Linked DNA regions of Homo sapiens: region 2 is linked to region 1. Evidence: chromatin loops called from intact Hi-C (ENCODE). Cell type or tissue: HepG2. All regions are shown on one strand. Each heading gives the region's core, and the rest is flanking DNA. Links, peaks and the distances in the headings are about the cores only.

What was found. Peaks named below come from ENCODE experiments on the same cell type or tissue, not always from the same donor. Only the 100,000 strongest peaks of a DNase experiment are listed, where the experiment ranks them.
Region 2: a loop joins it to region 1, with 23 times the contacts of the local background. A loop is called at or near these places in 1 of 110 quality-filtered maps.

What each region holds. Positions count from the first base shown.
Region 1 is chr6:137,305,231-137,313,411 of GRCh38, reverse strand. LOC105378017 (a long non-coding RNA gene) reads left to right here. Exons shown (of 3, transcript XR_943043.1): 2 at 4,856-4,986; 3 at 7,511-7,640. Among named protein-coding and RNA genes, the nearest start is that of IFNGR1, 90 kb to the right of the region's middle. In HepG2, for the core only: no CTCF peak of the experiment used is centred there; a DNase peak (open chromatin) is centred at 4,071.
Region 2 is chr6:137,605,884-137,614,064 of GRCh38, reverse strand. No RefSeq gene overlaps it. Among named protein-coding and RNA genes, the nearest start is that of LINC03004, 56 kb to the left of the region's middle. In HepG2, for the core only: no CTCF peak of the experiment used is centred there; no DNase peak of the experiment used is centred there.

The DNA of each region.
Region 1 (8,181 bases), core at 1,803-5,802:
AGAGTTAGGGACAGAAGCAATGACCTCTTCACAAAGTAGAGGCTGAAAGAGGAGTAGGATTTTGCTAGAAGAGGCAAAGAAGGAGAGTGCTTTCTAGGAAAGGGATCAACAAAAACCAAGTTCAGAGATGAGGAAGAGCAGAACGTGTCTGAAGAATGGCAAAAAGCCATAATTAGCTAAAATCTGTGATCTCTGGAGAAAGGTGGGGGAAATGAGCCAGCAAATATAGGGGGTGGAAGGGAGGAAAAATATTTCTTTCCTTCTACTTATCCTAGGTTCATGGCTGAGGCCCTATAACAAAATGAAGATTAACAAAAGAGGCTGGGCACAGTGGCTCACACCTGTGATCCCAACATTTTGGGAGACCAAAGTGGGAGGATTGCTTCATCTGAGGAGTTTGAGACCAGCCTGGGCAACATAGGAAGACACTGTATCTACAAAAATCCAGGAGGATTGCTTGATCCTGGGAGGTAAAGGCTGCAGTAAGCCATGATTGCACCACTGCACCCCAGCCTAGGTGACAGAGCAAGACATTGTCTCAAAAAAAAAAAAAAGTAATGAAAGAAAAGCATAGAAATGTGTTTAATATAAATTGTACATGATACCAGAGCCTTCATAAGGAAATGAAGACCTGAAGAAACAGTTCAACCTGAATGTTTTTTGTTTTGTTTTGTTTTGTTTTGAGACAGAGTCTCACCCTCTTGCCCAGGCTGGAGTGCAGTGGTGGGATCCTGGCTCACTGCAAGCTCCGCCTCCCAGGCTCACACCATTCTCCTGCCTCAGACTCCCGAGTAGCTGGAACTACAGGCGACCGCCACCATGCCCGGCTAATTTTTCATATTTTTAGTAGAGACAGGGTTTCATCGTGTTAGCCAAGATGGTCTCGATCTCCTGACCTCGTGATCCACCCGCCTCGGCCTCCCAAAGTGCTGGGATTACAGGCGTGAGCCACTGCACCCGGACCTGAATGTTTTTTATAGTAGATTTGATGAAGAGTGGACAGTCATGAAGAAATATGACAGGGCAAAAAGAGTATCATCTAATGGTAATAAACTGGAAGAAGTTTATTACCATTAACTGGGAAAAGGCCTGTTTGTTCAGATTCTTCTCTGTTACCCTTCATCTTCAGAGAGAAGGATATTCCTGTCCTCTGGGTATAAGGAAAGCATCTCTCACATGAGAGTCTTATGACCTTATTCAGGGGAGGGTCAGAATATCCTCCCAGGTTTTATGACCGGAAGAAGGCCAGCAGCAGGAGTGGGAAAGCAAGTGAGAGTGACTTTCCCACTTCTGCAGTTTTCTCAAATTACTTCAGCTTAAAATGCCCAATATGCCAAGGTTCCATATTTTGGGATAGTGAGTCCTGAACCCCATCAAGGGCAATGGGATCTTAAGTCTCTGAAACAAAAGTCTTGGTAAGGGACTTGACTTTTATATTGTAGGAAATGCAGAAAATAAGATTAAATTCTGGTGCATATCTAGTGTGCAAGTAAAAGGTTATCTTCAAATGTGTTATTAAGTATTCACATGAAGGATTGAATCATGAGTTCCTTTAGGGTCACAGATGCTGCCCGATCAGGAAAGCAAGCCCACATTTTCAAATGGCTTAATGAATAGGAGCAGCAACAATTAAAAAGAAGTACTGAAAGAGAGGTGAAGAGAGGAGGTGAGTAAGGGCAACTGAAGAACAGGTAATAGAGGTAGTGTCTCCAGAATGCACAAAAGAGGAGATTTAAGCAATGATGGTCTGTTTATCAGTTAATGTCCATCAGCCTCAGACCAGCAAAATGATCAAGAGGACCCAATTACCTAAATCAGACATTTTAAAACATAGGCATGTGCCTCTCAAACATTTTGAGTGCCTACTATGTTCAAGACACTGGACTAGGTGCTAGTTTAATGCAAGATGAAAGAGAGATGATTTCTGCTGCCCAGAAATTTATAGTCTGTATAGGAGCAGGGTGAAGTTGGTCAATAATAAAAATCATTGTACTATAGTCAAGATCTCACGAAGAGCTGTCTGCATAGTTCTATGTAGAGAAATAAGAAACTGGTCATTTAGAAGGATGTTTAGGTTATTTTTTATTATTATTATTATTATTATTATCATTATTATTATTATTTTAGAGACAGGCATTCACTATGTTGCTCCGGCTGTACTCAAAATCCTGGACTTAAGCCATCCTCCCTCTCAGCATCCCAAGTAGCTGGGATTACAGACAGGAGCCACCACGCACAGCAATGTTCAGGTTATTGTTTTCCAGGACTGTCTGGGCCAAGGATGCTATTCGTTCCTCTTCTCTTCTAGAAGATTCTATTTCTCTCTCAAGGTTTATTTCTCTGAAGAGGTTCCTAAATCTTCTTTCACCCCAGCTCTTAATAAAGGCCTAATCAATGAATAAATGAATGAATGAATGAATGAGGAAATTGAATGTTTATGTGACAATTCAGGCCCCAAAAGTTTGCATAATCAAATATAAGAAAAAATCCTGCCTTGCAAAGAAAGTCTTTGTGTCTCTTCTTCCTGCACCAAAAAAAAAAAGTTTAATAATATGCTTTTGTTTTACAAATAGTAAATTTAGACATTTCCTTGAAAGAAAACTGAGTGATATCTATGCAAGCAAAAAAAAAGAGACAGAGAAAAGTGGATACTACACTGAATAGAAAATTGAAAGGCTAGTTTTAATCCTAGCTTGCTACCATCTAACTGGATAAACTTAGACAATTTGAACTAATATTTCCTCCCTGTTTCAACTAGTAGAAAATGTATTAATTAGCAACTTTTTTTTCCGTGGGGCGTGGTAGAGAGAAAAAAAGTAAAAGTCAATTCACAATGATCAGAAATGAAAAAAATAATGAAAATTAAAAAAAAACTTTAGGCACTTTATTACATGTTTGGGTTTAGTGTACCTAGTGTATGCAATATTACTTCATTTTCAAAATTATTCCAACATGCATTGTTCTTGTACTGCAGATGAAGAGTCTGAAATCTAACGTTGTTTGTAGTTACATATTCCCCCAAAGTGGCCAAACTAGCAAAGTAGAGCTATGACATATATATGAGATCTATTCACATAAAAATAAAATGCAAAATCCCTAAATGCAATTTTCTCATTGCATGAGAAAATGATTTGAAAGTTTTTGAGAAAGTACTATAATCAGGTTGACTTTACATATACAGTAATAACACGATGCAGAAAAAAATTATTTTCTCATGAATTTAACAAACAATTGCTAAATAAGTTATTGTGCCAAGGACTGGGGTGCAATACAGTAGAAATTGTGTCCATCCCAGGGAGTTTTCAGTGTAGTGAGAGATGTAAATAAGTAATCAGCCAATTACAATTCAGTGGGGTAAGTATTGATAGAGGGGCGGAGGATACTCTGGGAAAACATAAAATGAGTTCTGAACTCTGTGTGAAGAGTCAGGAAAGCGTTGATGGACCAGCAGAAGTGAGCCAGGTGAAATGTGGGTAGGAGTGTTCCTGAGAGGGGAAAGAAAATGAGCAGAGACCCTAACAATAGAGAAATATGACTTATGGCTTATTCTGGGGAACTAATACAGGTTTCCTGTGCCTAGAGGGTAGGGTTTCAGATGGGGAATGGAGAGGGATGAAAGTAGCAGTAGGTATAAAGGAGCCAGACTAACATGAGCTTTGAAGCCATGGTTAGGAGATTGGATTTAATTCTAAGGCTGCTAAGTATCACCTGACCTGTTTGTGAGTTAGTATGGAGGCTGAATTGGAGAGAAACACAACTGTAGGCAGGCTACCAACTGTGATAGACTCCATTACTTGTTCGCAATTGTTGGCTCCCTCCTGACTCTGAGCACACTCTCCTGTGGGTATAGTATACTGCCCTATCCTAACAACTATGAGCTTGGCCACAGGACTCACTCTGGCCAACAGAATCCTAGTGGACTTAACATATGCCACCTCCGAGCAGAAGTTTTAAGTGTATGTGATGTGGCTCTGTCCTTCCTGAGCTTCTTCCCTTGGCCATGAGACTAGTTAACCTCAAACAGGAACTGCTGCCTCAGCCTGAGCCCTGGAATGACATAAGATGTGGAGCCGAGCCAAAGTCAGGCAAGCCCGGCTAGACTCAGGCAAGCCCCACCCCTCCCAGTCAAACCTGCGGTTAACCTGCTGTCTTCATGTAACACAAACAAGAAATAAATGTTTGTTTGTTCGTTAAACAACCAAGATTTTAGAATTGGCTGTTGTCACAATAATTGCTGACTAATCAATCAGCAATTATCACAAGTGAAATGTGATAATGTGAGAAATGTGATAAATGACTGTGGTATAAATTAAATTGTGACATTAAGGTTGGGAGATTTGAGGGCTACCAAAGGAACAAAACCAAACAGGCCTTAGTAATTTATTAGAGGTAAAAGTGAAAAATATAGAGGAGCAAATCATGATATTGAGATTTCTGTCTCAGTAACTGGGGATGGGAAGCAAAGACATGTTAGAAAATTTTAAATGTTGAATTCTTTAGCAAGTACAAAGAAAATAATGGAGCATAAGTTAACACTGACAAATATTTTAATGCACATTTGTGTGATTATAATTACTAAAGTGACTATCATCCATCTCTGTTAAGCATCTAACAAGTGGAAATAAGCTTAATTTGCATGAAAAGAGGTTATTACACTCAAGAATGACACTTCTGACTAAAAAGGTTGTTAGATATTAGAATGCATTATCCATGGTATTCAAGGAATTTTCTTTTACAGGGAATATTTAGTTCCAGATTAGACATGGAATTTTCAAAATTAATTATGAAGGAAGATTTTTTTTCTAGCAGTGTGATTTTACACTACTCTTTCCTATTCTTCAATGACTTTGCTTAGGTTAATTTTATCTCTCTGGGCCTTCATTTCACCATCTGTAAAACCAAGAAATGGGACTGGATGGTTTTCAAAGCTCCTCACAGTTTGGAAACAGCGAAGCAGACCCCACCAGGACTGTACAACATTATGGAGTAAGCACATAGCCTGGATTATGAAAGGGGTCTTGGGAGGCTTAGGAAAGTTACCTGTATATACTGTCCTTTTTATATATCAATATTGATATTGCCAGAGATAGAGAGAAGACACTGTTTTTAAGCCAGGTTTTTTTTCTGATAAGGAAAAATGTTTAGTTAAAATCATTTTTGGCATAATTAAAATGTGGAAAAAAAAGGGTCAAGAAATGTAATTTTCTGTGACTTTTAAAATATGAATAGAAATCCCAAATATTTAATGCCTTAATCCTTGCTCTATGTGTCAACATAATTAGACTTTACAGTTTGACCTAAGTAGCTACACTTTGCCTTGGAAAAAATATTAGGATAAGCAATATCTATATATGCCTTTAGACCTAACGCAGCATAAAATATGATAAGTAATACTCATAATTATTGGATTTGACAAGTGGGCTGTTTTTACAGCTATGTGACTTCTAAATAACTAGATGCTTTAAGTACAGTTTAACGTTATTAAATGAGATTTTATTTACAAAATGTCTGGCACATAATAAACAATTAAAAAAACCATGTGTCATTAGCACTCTCAGGTCAGGCCTATTGTGGAGCATCTGTAAATGCAGGTGGTGCTAAGTCTGATCACAAAATAACTGAAATCACAGATTACCAATCAGTTAACAACACTTATTGGGTACAGAGTCCTGCAAATTCAGACACTGTTATGCAGAAAGGAAGGAAGTTCATGTTAGAAAATAGACTAAGCTATATGAGACCCAAGAGGAAGTTAGGCTATAAAATGGAAACACACACACACACACACACGACGGTTTCTGATCACGGAGTTCCTCAAATTTTAAAAATAAATAAGAACATGCTGACTTTTCATCTACCCGCCAAAGATAAAGCTAAAATACATAAAGACAGGTAGTCTAAAATGCAAGGGTCACAGGACAAAAGGTCTGTACCCATGAAGTATGGAATAATTTCTTAAACTACTAACCCAACCCAACTACCAATCATTGGTAATCTGTGATTTCAGTTATTTTGTGATCAGACTTAGCACCACCTGCATTTACAGACGCTCCACAATAGGCCGGGCCTGACAGTGCTAATGACACATTGTTTTTTTGAATGTTTATTATGCGCCAGACATTTTGTAAGCAACAGACCTCTTTATGCACTTGTAAGGGCAGAAAGATGTGACACCTTTCCTCATCCAGCACAGCTGACATTTCTATAACAAAAGACTGACTGGTTAGCAAGAGAAAAGCGTAACAAATTTATTTAATCAAAGTTTTATGTGACATGGGAAACTTCAGAGATGAAGACCTAAAGACCCTGGGAAAACCATCTATTTTTATGCTTAGGATCAATGAAGAATGGGTAGCCGTGTAGAAGTGTGATTGGACCAAAGGGTAATAGACTGAGGGCAGAACCCAGTGAGGTCTGACTGATCAGATTCTTTTTGGCCTCCCTGTGTAGCCTTCTTTCCTCCTGGATATGGGGCAGGACCCATCTGGAATGAGAATTTTCAAGGGAGAAGGGAGAGAGTGACCTTTATATGTTTTATGACTTGCTTTGGAAGAAAGAGGTTCTAGTTTCTGTGACCCACCTTGGGAAAGAGGAATTCTGGTTTCTATGACTCGCTTTGTGGTAGAAAGAGGGGCAACAGATAGGAGGACGGGAGAGGAGCAGAAGGACCGTGCCTCTCAGTCTTTCAATCTCCTTTAGTTCAAAGTACTCAGCATGCCAAGGTGCCTTACTTTGGGGTATCATATTGTCAGCCCCAATACCCTCATGACTATCAAAGAGTTTTACAGAAGACTTTTACTAGTCTCAGAATTAGTAGGGAACAATCTTTTTGAGCTAAAAGATGGCCAATATGTAACTTTGCACATAGTAGGCACTCAGATGTTTTGAATGATAAATTGTTAGGGTTAAAAACCATTAACTCTGTAAAGGAAAATTAAGTATTGCTGTATCTATTTGGCCCAACATATCCTCCATGAACTAATTAGAGTAATGACTATTTGCAGACATTTCCACACAGGTAATTATTTGTAAGCAAGTTAACATTTTTTTAGAGGGGAGGGAAAAATTCAAATAATAGTTATTTCAGATATTATTCTCAGTTTTATGATATGAAATACTGGTCTTAGTATATGTACCAATAATGTACATATATGTATAATAATACCAAAAACTTACAGTACATATATGTGCCAGATACCATTATAAGCACAACTATACATGTGTATACATTCATTTAATTCTCACAAAAACCCTATCAGGTAAGTCCTATTATCCCCATGTTACAAAAGAGAACACTGAGGCTTAGAAAGGTTAAGTAACTTACTTCGGATCACACAGCTAGTAAATGATAAAGACAGAATTCAGATGAGATCAGGCACATTCAGGGTGGTATGGCTGTAGACATAAAGCCAGAATTCAAACATGGGCAGTGTATCTTCATTATCTGTGCTCTTAACCCAAATGTTATGGTGTTCCTCCAGTAAACTAACTAAGATGTATTTCATTCCAGTATCTCTCACAAGACTGGAATTTCCACCAAGGCAAAGTGTAGCAACTCAAGCCACGTCTCATAAATCCCAGTGTTGCATATTCTCCTTAGTATATTTAAAATGACAGCTGATGATAAAGGAAAATCTGCTTTCAATAAATCTCAAGCTCAGGCTCAATTCAGTCTATCATATCACTTTGTAATATGAAAAATAAAATGGAAAATCCATATATACATTAATGATCACCTTATTTATTTGTTCCATCATCCAGACTTTGAATGGAAGTGGATGAAAAGTGGTCCAATGTTGGGAACAGGCCCCCCAAAACCTGGCCATAAACTGGCCCCAAAATTGCCCATAAACAAAATCTCTGCAGCACTGTGACATGTTCATGATGGCCATAACGCCCATGCTGGAAGGTTGTGGGTTTACCAGAATGAGGGCAAGGAACACCTGGCCCACCCAGGGCAGAAAATTGCTTAAAGGCATTCTTAATCCACAAACAATATTATGAGCGATCCTTAAGGACATGCTCCTGCTGCAGATAACTAGCCAAACCCAACCCTTTATTTTGGCCCATCCCTTCGTTTCCCATAAGGGATACTTTTAGTTAATCTAATATCTATAAAAACAATGCTAATGACTGGCTTGCTATTAATAAACACTGGGTAAATCTCTGTTCGGGGCTCTC
Region 2 (8,181 bases), core at 2,511-6,510, 300 kb before region 1:
GGAACCATCTTGCCTTCATAGCATTCCTCTTTCTGAAATTTGAGTTTACCTATCCCTCCATCTCCCTAAAGGACTTATTTTGCAACAGTGTCATATACAAAAAGAACTTTCTCTAATCTCCATCTCCACAGAAATATCAAGATGTTTGTTTTTCAAAAAGAATCATTCACGAAGCAAGCTCATAGGAATAAAGTTGATCCAGCACACTGGCAGAAAAGGAATTAGTGTTCCTTTAGTCTCTGTTAATTGCCTAACTGGTGACAGGAATATGTTAATACAAAATGAGCTGACAGAGGCAGGAAGCCTTTTATCATGTTACCCTCCTAAATATTAGGACATTAACAGGCCATTGATGTTTAAAAAGAGAGATCCAGATAAATGCATGTTCCTGTCTTTGATAATCCTCTAGATTAATTGCCATTTTATCTTAATTTAATAAGAGATCCTTTTGGTTAAAAAAATGCTTACACATGAAAAGAAATTATTGAGATAATGACAGCATAATGAATATAGATTGTGGTACAAATCTCCTGAAGAGATTCCAACATTCCAGAAACATGGTCAAGCGTTATTGTATTTAAAAGAAAGCAATTTTTTTTAGTCTAACATACTTCAGGTTTAACACTACTGCCATAAGGTAAAACAATACTGGTTATTTTGATTGATGGTGAGTGACTGAATTCCTCCCTCCAAGAAGCTTAATTGTGAGTTTCTGAGCTCTCTTTTAGCCAATATCATCCCTCCCATTTTACAAAGTGGTCAACTGTGGTGCCACTTCTATACTATACATACTTCTGACATAATCTATTATCTTCTGGTTGATAACCATGCTGTCCCCTCTACAGTCTATAAGTTCCACAAGGTCAAGAGCTTGTGTCAGTACAGAAGTTGACAAATGGGTCAAATTTGGTCTGCCACCTGTTGTGGGTTTCTTTGTAAATAAAGTTCATATGGAACACAGCTATGTCCGTTCATTTACTATGCCATTTGTCTATGGCTGCTTTTGCTCCATAATGGCACAACTGAGTGATTATAACAAAGACCATATTGGCCCACAAAGCCTAAAATATTCACTATCTGGCTCTTTACAGAAAAAGTTTGCCAACCCATAGTCTAATATATAGAATTTTGCCAAAAATAGGTGAACGAATTAATGAACAAATGAATGATGCTCCTCAAACAATCATCTACCTTGTGGCTAAAATTTATGCCTCAAATAAATTGGACAGCCAATGATTTGTCTTGTAGTTAAATAGAGTTTGGCCACTTCTAACTGCTGTCACAAGGATGTCAAAAATATCTAATTTATTTGAGCCCTGATAATTTGATGACAAAGCGTGGCCTAAGTATTTGGCTGCATTTGTACAGCAGTATAAACTCCTGACACCAAATCCATTGTCCTATTTGGGAATTATGATTTCATACAAACTGTGAGTCAGAGAGTCACTTGAGATTTTGTTAGTACCTCTGTGCTCACTTTAAACTCTAATGAACACACATAGGAGGAATGAAGTAAAATACCCATCCAGTACTGATACTGCAGTTGTTAATAATAACCCATAGTTATGGAGCCACTACCTTTGTGCCAGGCCCATGCAAAACACTTTGCATACATGATCTCATTTACTATTTTACAACAACTTTATGAGATAGATTTTTTTCTTACATTAAAGACAAGAATACTGAGACTTAGGGAAAATATGTGTCCTACCTAAAGTCATAACTAATAAATGAGAACCAGTTCTCAGTTTTCAGCTTTTTCAAATCCATGACCCATATTCCTTCCACAATACCATGCTGCCTCAGTGTTGTATTTTTGACAGTGAGACAGTGTTATATTGTAATAGCTTGTATTATCTTACCTGCATTATTATGTTGAGATGCTTATCACGTAGCCATTAAAAATCATGTTTTAGCGGGCACCTGTAGTCCCAGATACTCGGGAGGCTGAGGCAGGAGAATGGCGTGAACCCGGGAGGCAGAGCTAGCAGTGAGCCGAGATTGCGCCACTGCACTCCAGCATGGGAGACAGAATGAGACTCCCTCTCTGAAAAAACAAACAAACAAACAAAAAACAAAAAAACATGTTTTAGAAAAATATTCAATTATCTAGGGGCAATCTAATTTAATAATGTCTTAGTCTGTTTGTAATGTTACAACAAAATACTATAGGCTGAGTGGCTTTTAAACAGCAAACGTTTATTTCCCACAGTTCTATAGGATGGAAAGTTCAAGATCAAGGTGCCAGCAGATCCAGTGTTTGAAAGGTCCATTCCTCATAGATGATGACTTCCTGCTGTGTCTTCACGTAGCAGAAGAGGCAAACAAGCTACCTTAGGCTTCTTGTATAAGGGCATGAGAACGCCATTATTATGAACTAATCACCTCCTAAAGATCCCCACCTCTTAATACCATCACCGTGGGGGTTTGGATTTCAAAATATGAGCTAGTGGGAGGCACAAACATTCATACCATAGAAAATAAAGTTTAGTAAAAATTGAGGAATAAAAAATTAAAGACATTGTGATCTCAATTGTATAAAATAGATATATGTTAGGATCCCAACTTGAACTTAGACTGCAGGCATCTCTCCAGCTGTTCAGTCATATTTGGGCATGGCCAGTGAGCTGATGGGTGACCTAACCAGAGTTTTTCTGATGGAATCTGATGAGCCTCCTAACAAAGATATTTTCCTAATGAAAAAAGCCTGGACTACGAGTTTGACCTAATAATCGGTCTCCCGTTGGATGAAAGGAGTGACTCTGTGAAGGTGGTTATTCAAACTACCCTGAGTCCAGATGCCTGGATTGATCGAGGTACAGTGATAGTACTTTAGAGTCCTTCAAACTGACTTCATATCAGAACAACCTATGAAGCTATTGTTGGAAGAGGCAATCCACCATGAGTACTGGGCATCCCTGCACATTGACTGGGTATGTTCAGAATACAAGGCCCTGATTTTTCTTTATCCAGGACACTTCCCAGGGTTGTGTTTATAGGAGGCAGCCTTGATAGATGAGATGACTTTAAAAGGACTTGCAGGCTCGCTTAGCACTTACTAGTAAAGTAATGAATTCCCCAAGCTCAGTTTTTCTTGCTGTGATGCAAATTAGTTGAAAGTAATATATAAGCATTTAATGCCCTGTATTAAATACCTTTCTGCTTAAAATAACTAGAGTGGTTTCTGTTTCTTATAGTGAGTTTCTGTTTCTTATAGTGAATGCTGCATTGATTGGTACAGATTTTGTGCAGTAGCAATTTGGAACGGAATTGGGTTTTTTGTGCCTTTCAAAGGTTTGCTCCCACCTGGCACTGTTGCTACTTTTCTGCTCTTTCCTTGCTACTCTGAGGGGCACTACATTTCACTGCTGTCATCACAGTTCATTGGTCAGTAGTACCTTCAAGACTTATAGTCCTTAGTGAATTCGATGTATAGCTCTGTGTATGTGTGTGTGTGTGGAAACAAGGGATCCTGACACTTTCTCCTTTATCTTTCACCAGTGATTCTCAAATCTGGCTGAGCCTCTAAAAATACAGATTCCTGAGGGCCTATCATTAGAGATTATTATTCAGTAGATGGGCAAAGGATACCAGGGAATTATGGATTTTCGAAGCTGTCAAAGTCTGGGATTATACTCTATGTGCAAGCTATCAAGCTAGCCAGTTACTGTTTCACAGATTCTGGCAGAAGACATAAGACTCCTGGGTCAGAGACAACAGACTGCTACTATTATTCACAGTACAGCAAGTAGCATGAGCATCATGTTCAGTGTCCATTCCCCTTGCCCTCAACTCCCAGCAGGGCAATGTGGAGGGGCTCAGGTAAATGGAGCACATGCAGTAGGCTTGCATCACAGCTAAGGAATATTGAACTTGAGGAATTCACTAATTTTGTAGTAAGCAGTAGGCAAGTCTGTAAGGAAAGTTTTGTCCCAGAGGGAGATGTTACCTTATTCATCAAGGCCACTTGCTATGAACACAACCCAATCAGAATGTACAAGGATGCCCAGGACCCATGGCAGATTGCCTTTCCCAACAATAGCTTCATGGATGGTTCTGATATGAAGTTAGGCTGAGGAATTCTAAAGTAGTGTTGCTTGTATCTCAGCAGAGCTAGCCACCAGGGCTTAGGAAAGTTTCAGTAACCACCTTCACAGTGTACTAAAAAAATTCCCTTCTCCTATCCAACAATATAAGTTAGGAAAGCTGAAGAAGTGGACTTTTAGGCCAAATCTCCAGGAATGACTCCAACAACACTACAGATCTGACCTTGCAGGAAAGACAGACTCTGGAACCATTGAGTCCAAGAAGGTACCACTGTAGCTTCAATCTGGGGATGAGGAAGCTGCAGTTAGGAAGCAGCCATGGTTGTGGCTGCCTCTGGACACCCTGGAGGCTAAAGAAGAAATACTGGAATACTGCAGCAGAAACTTCTACCCTTCCTACCCTCTCTTGTCAGCTGAAAAATAGTCAAAAGGCATAGAGATGACCTTGGACTCATTTCCAAACTTCATGTGAATATTTCTAATTGACAGAATTTAATTCGTACCCAGAATCCTAATTCTAAAAAAAAGGGAGTCTAAAAAATGTAATTTTTAGCCTTCCAGCTTCTGTGGTACAAGAAAACATCAGAGAGGAGAAAAGGATGGAGTTACTGTGAACCAATCCGTAATATCCTCTACGCTCATCATTTCTGCTCCATGGGAGTAGAGGACCTTTTCTTTCTTCCCACACTCTCTAAAATACTTAGAAAATGGTAAGCACATACTAAATATTTTATAATTACCACTAATTGATTAGGAAAATTTATTATGTTGTGGGAAATTCTGATGAAAGAAATAGTGGGTTTTCTAAGACTTATAGTATCTCGAAGTGATTTTATTCAGTCCTTGATTTGATGTGGAACTATGTCAAGGAAGACGTGTCCCAAAGGATCTTTGGAGAAAAGATCCTCCAAGTTTTAGATGGCTTTTGCCAATGTTCAGCCATTGTTAGTGATTTCAATGCCTGTTCTAAATCTCTTCTCTTTCTAGAATAAAAGATACAACTTCTTTAACTTTCCATCATAGATAATATTTGCTTTATGTTTGGTTTCTCCTAGTCCTCCAATTTCTTAAGTTTACACTTCTTAAAATAGAAAGAAAAAAATAGAACATCATGTTTTAATGATTGCCTGCCTAGTGCAAGTACAATAAAAAAATTTCCAGTGAACAAAAAATAACTGGAGGGGGTAGGTTTCCCAATATCCCAACCCCTTATTGGTTGGGAGGATCCTCATAATATTGTGCTCTACTGGAGGGATACAGTGTTCTGCCCCCCAGGACTGAGGTGGAAAGAAAGGGAGAAAGCCTCCCTTACCATGTCCCCAGGAAATCAGTGAATGTACCTGTGACTCAAATTCAACCATCCAGGACTCTAAATCCAGGGGACATCTACAAAGTTGGGAGAAATAATTGTGATCCCTTTGGACATACTGGGTTGTGTTCAGAGGTGTCAGCTGCACTATGCAAAACCAGGAATAGCTCCTGGTGTTCTGACAAGACTGATTGTGTCCACTAAAAGGCAGAAGATATGTTAGCTGCTCTTTCCCAGAGATGCCTTAGTTCCTATTCACTTTCCATGTCTTATGTTTTGTCTCCAGCTTCTCATCATTTCGTATGCTGATATCCTACCAGTTAATTCCTTTTCCCCCAACATGGCCAGAGTCAGTTTCTGTTGCTTGCAACCAATAAGCCTAACTGATAGAGAACTTCTACACTGTGGTCATTCAAACACCAACTGTCAGTGATCCTAAGCATAATGTGAGGAATATGGGAAGGGCCTTTGCCCACTCCCCACCTCCAACTTCCCTTAGTTTGATGATCTCATGGAAAAGTTTCAGAATTAAAATCAGCTATGTAGATAAGAGAAGCATTATGTGCAAAATGACAAATGCTTTATCAAGATAGAAAATAACTAAAAAGAAGAATTGTGAGTATCCACTTGTAGAAGACCTACAATACTAGAACCAAAACTGAGAGTTTTCACTATTTCACACCAATAATACCCATTGTGAACCATGATGACTACTGGTCATTCCCTCTGCCAAGAGGGCCACCCTGGTGGGACCAGATGTCATGCCAGCAGCTAAAAGTATTCAGAAAAATTGGTATCAGTGATCTTTTCCACCTTCTTTTGGGTGACTTTTATTCAAATATGGGGACATAGCACTTATTTATGAGAGGTGACTGGTTTTCTCAGTTTCCAGGCTGTTCACAGACTTTGCAGACAGTAAGTACATCTTGCTGCCCACCTTACCTCCCCAGACCCCTTCCAATTACACTTCCTTTTTCTGACTCATTAGTTTGATCAATTTATAAGTGTTCAGCTCTGGAGAAATCTCTAGCAAGCTGTCTTTCAGAAGTTTGGGCTGAAATCAACTTATTTGATGTATCTTGTGCAAATTTCCATTTTATTACTCAGTATATGTTAAGCATATCTTCTTACGTTTTAAGCTACTTTGGTTCAGTGAATGGGGACATGTCTTTGTATACTTGGCACCTACCACAGTTCCTGGCACAAGGTAGATGTGAAATAAATGTTTTTATTTATTTTTAATTATTTTTAATTTTTTTAATATTTATTTATTTATTTATTTATTTTCAGATGGAGGCTTGCTCTGTTGCCCAGGCTGGAGTGCAGTGGTGCAATCTCAGCTCACTGCAACCTTCATCTCCTGGGTTCGAGCGATTCTCCTGCCTCAGCCTCCTGAGTAGCTGGGACTACAGGAGTGTGCCACCAAGCCCAGCTAATTTTTCTTTTTTTTTTTTTTAATTTTTAGTACAGATGGGGTTTCACCACGTTAGCCAGGATGTTCTCAATCTCCTGACCTTGTGATCCACCCGCCTCGGCCTCCCAAAGTGCTGGGATTACAGGCGCGAGCCACCGTGCCCAGCCCAAATGTTTTTAAAGTGGAACTGAAGAATTAGCAGGTTGAGTATGTTAGAAGAAAAACCTTAGCTGAATTAAGTTTAACAGAGTTTAGTTGAGCAAATAACGATTAGCAATTTGGGCAGCCTCCTCAGCCAGACTGGGCTGAGGGACTCCAGTGCAGCCACGTGGTGGAAGATTTATGAACAGAAAAAGGAAAAGGATGTACAGAAAATGGAAGTGAGGTACAGAAATAGCCAGATTATTTACAGCTTGGCGTCTGTCTTATTTGAACATGGATTGAACAGTTGACCACTTTGATTGGCCAAAATTCAATGACTGGTAGAAGAGTAGGCTACAGTCTGTTTACAGCTCTATTTAGATTATAGCTCCTGATGTACAGAAAAATCTTTAGGCCAAACTTAAAATATGTAAGGAGGAAGCTTTAGGCTAAACTTCATTTAGCAAGTGTATTTTGAAATGTCAATCTGTTATTACACTCAGATAACATTTTAATTTTAGCAAAAGAGATTTTTGGAGACTATTTTTTAATTTTAGAGTAGAGTATAAGTTTGTAGGACTTCAAGTCACTATATGAGGCTGATGAGGGAGATGCTGGGAGGCACAGGCATTCCAGTTCCTCAAGTCGCACTTGTAACTGCTGCGTCAGGGACAACCATGATACTGGGTGTGGGGAGGATTTCATAGTGGGTGACACTTTTCTTGGCTCCAGCCCTTGATGGAATCCTAGGTTAATATCTGCACTACAGAATGAAATAGGCTGATACAAATTCCTAAATTTCAAGTAAATCTCAAAAAGAATGAAAAGATAGGATAGCTCAAATGAACGTATTTTCAGCAACAGACAGAAGTAGTTAACCTAAAGTTTCACAGTCTCTCTATAGTCACCAAGCAGGATGCTCAATCGGCAGTCTCCTGATGTGACTTACAATTAGTATGGACCACTCACCCCACCATCGTGACCCCCTGCCTGCCCCAGTGGTGTGACCAGCCATGCACTGCTGGGTGTTGCTGGTCTGTTCCTGTCTTCCTTCGGCTTTCTACAGTCTTCTTTTTGCAAGTCTGACCAAGGTGTCTTGACTTACCACCCAGGAAAGTCTATCTCCCTGGAAGTCTGCTGGACACTGGTGACAGTTCTCCCTTCAGGGCTCACAGATTTCTCCATTAAGATTCCTTTCTCTTGGAATTGATTCCTCTTGGTCCCCTTAGTTCCTTAGTACATTTGATACAGCTCTGTCTCCTTGGACACTA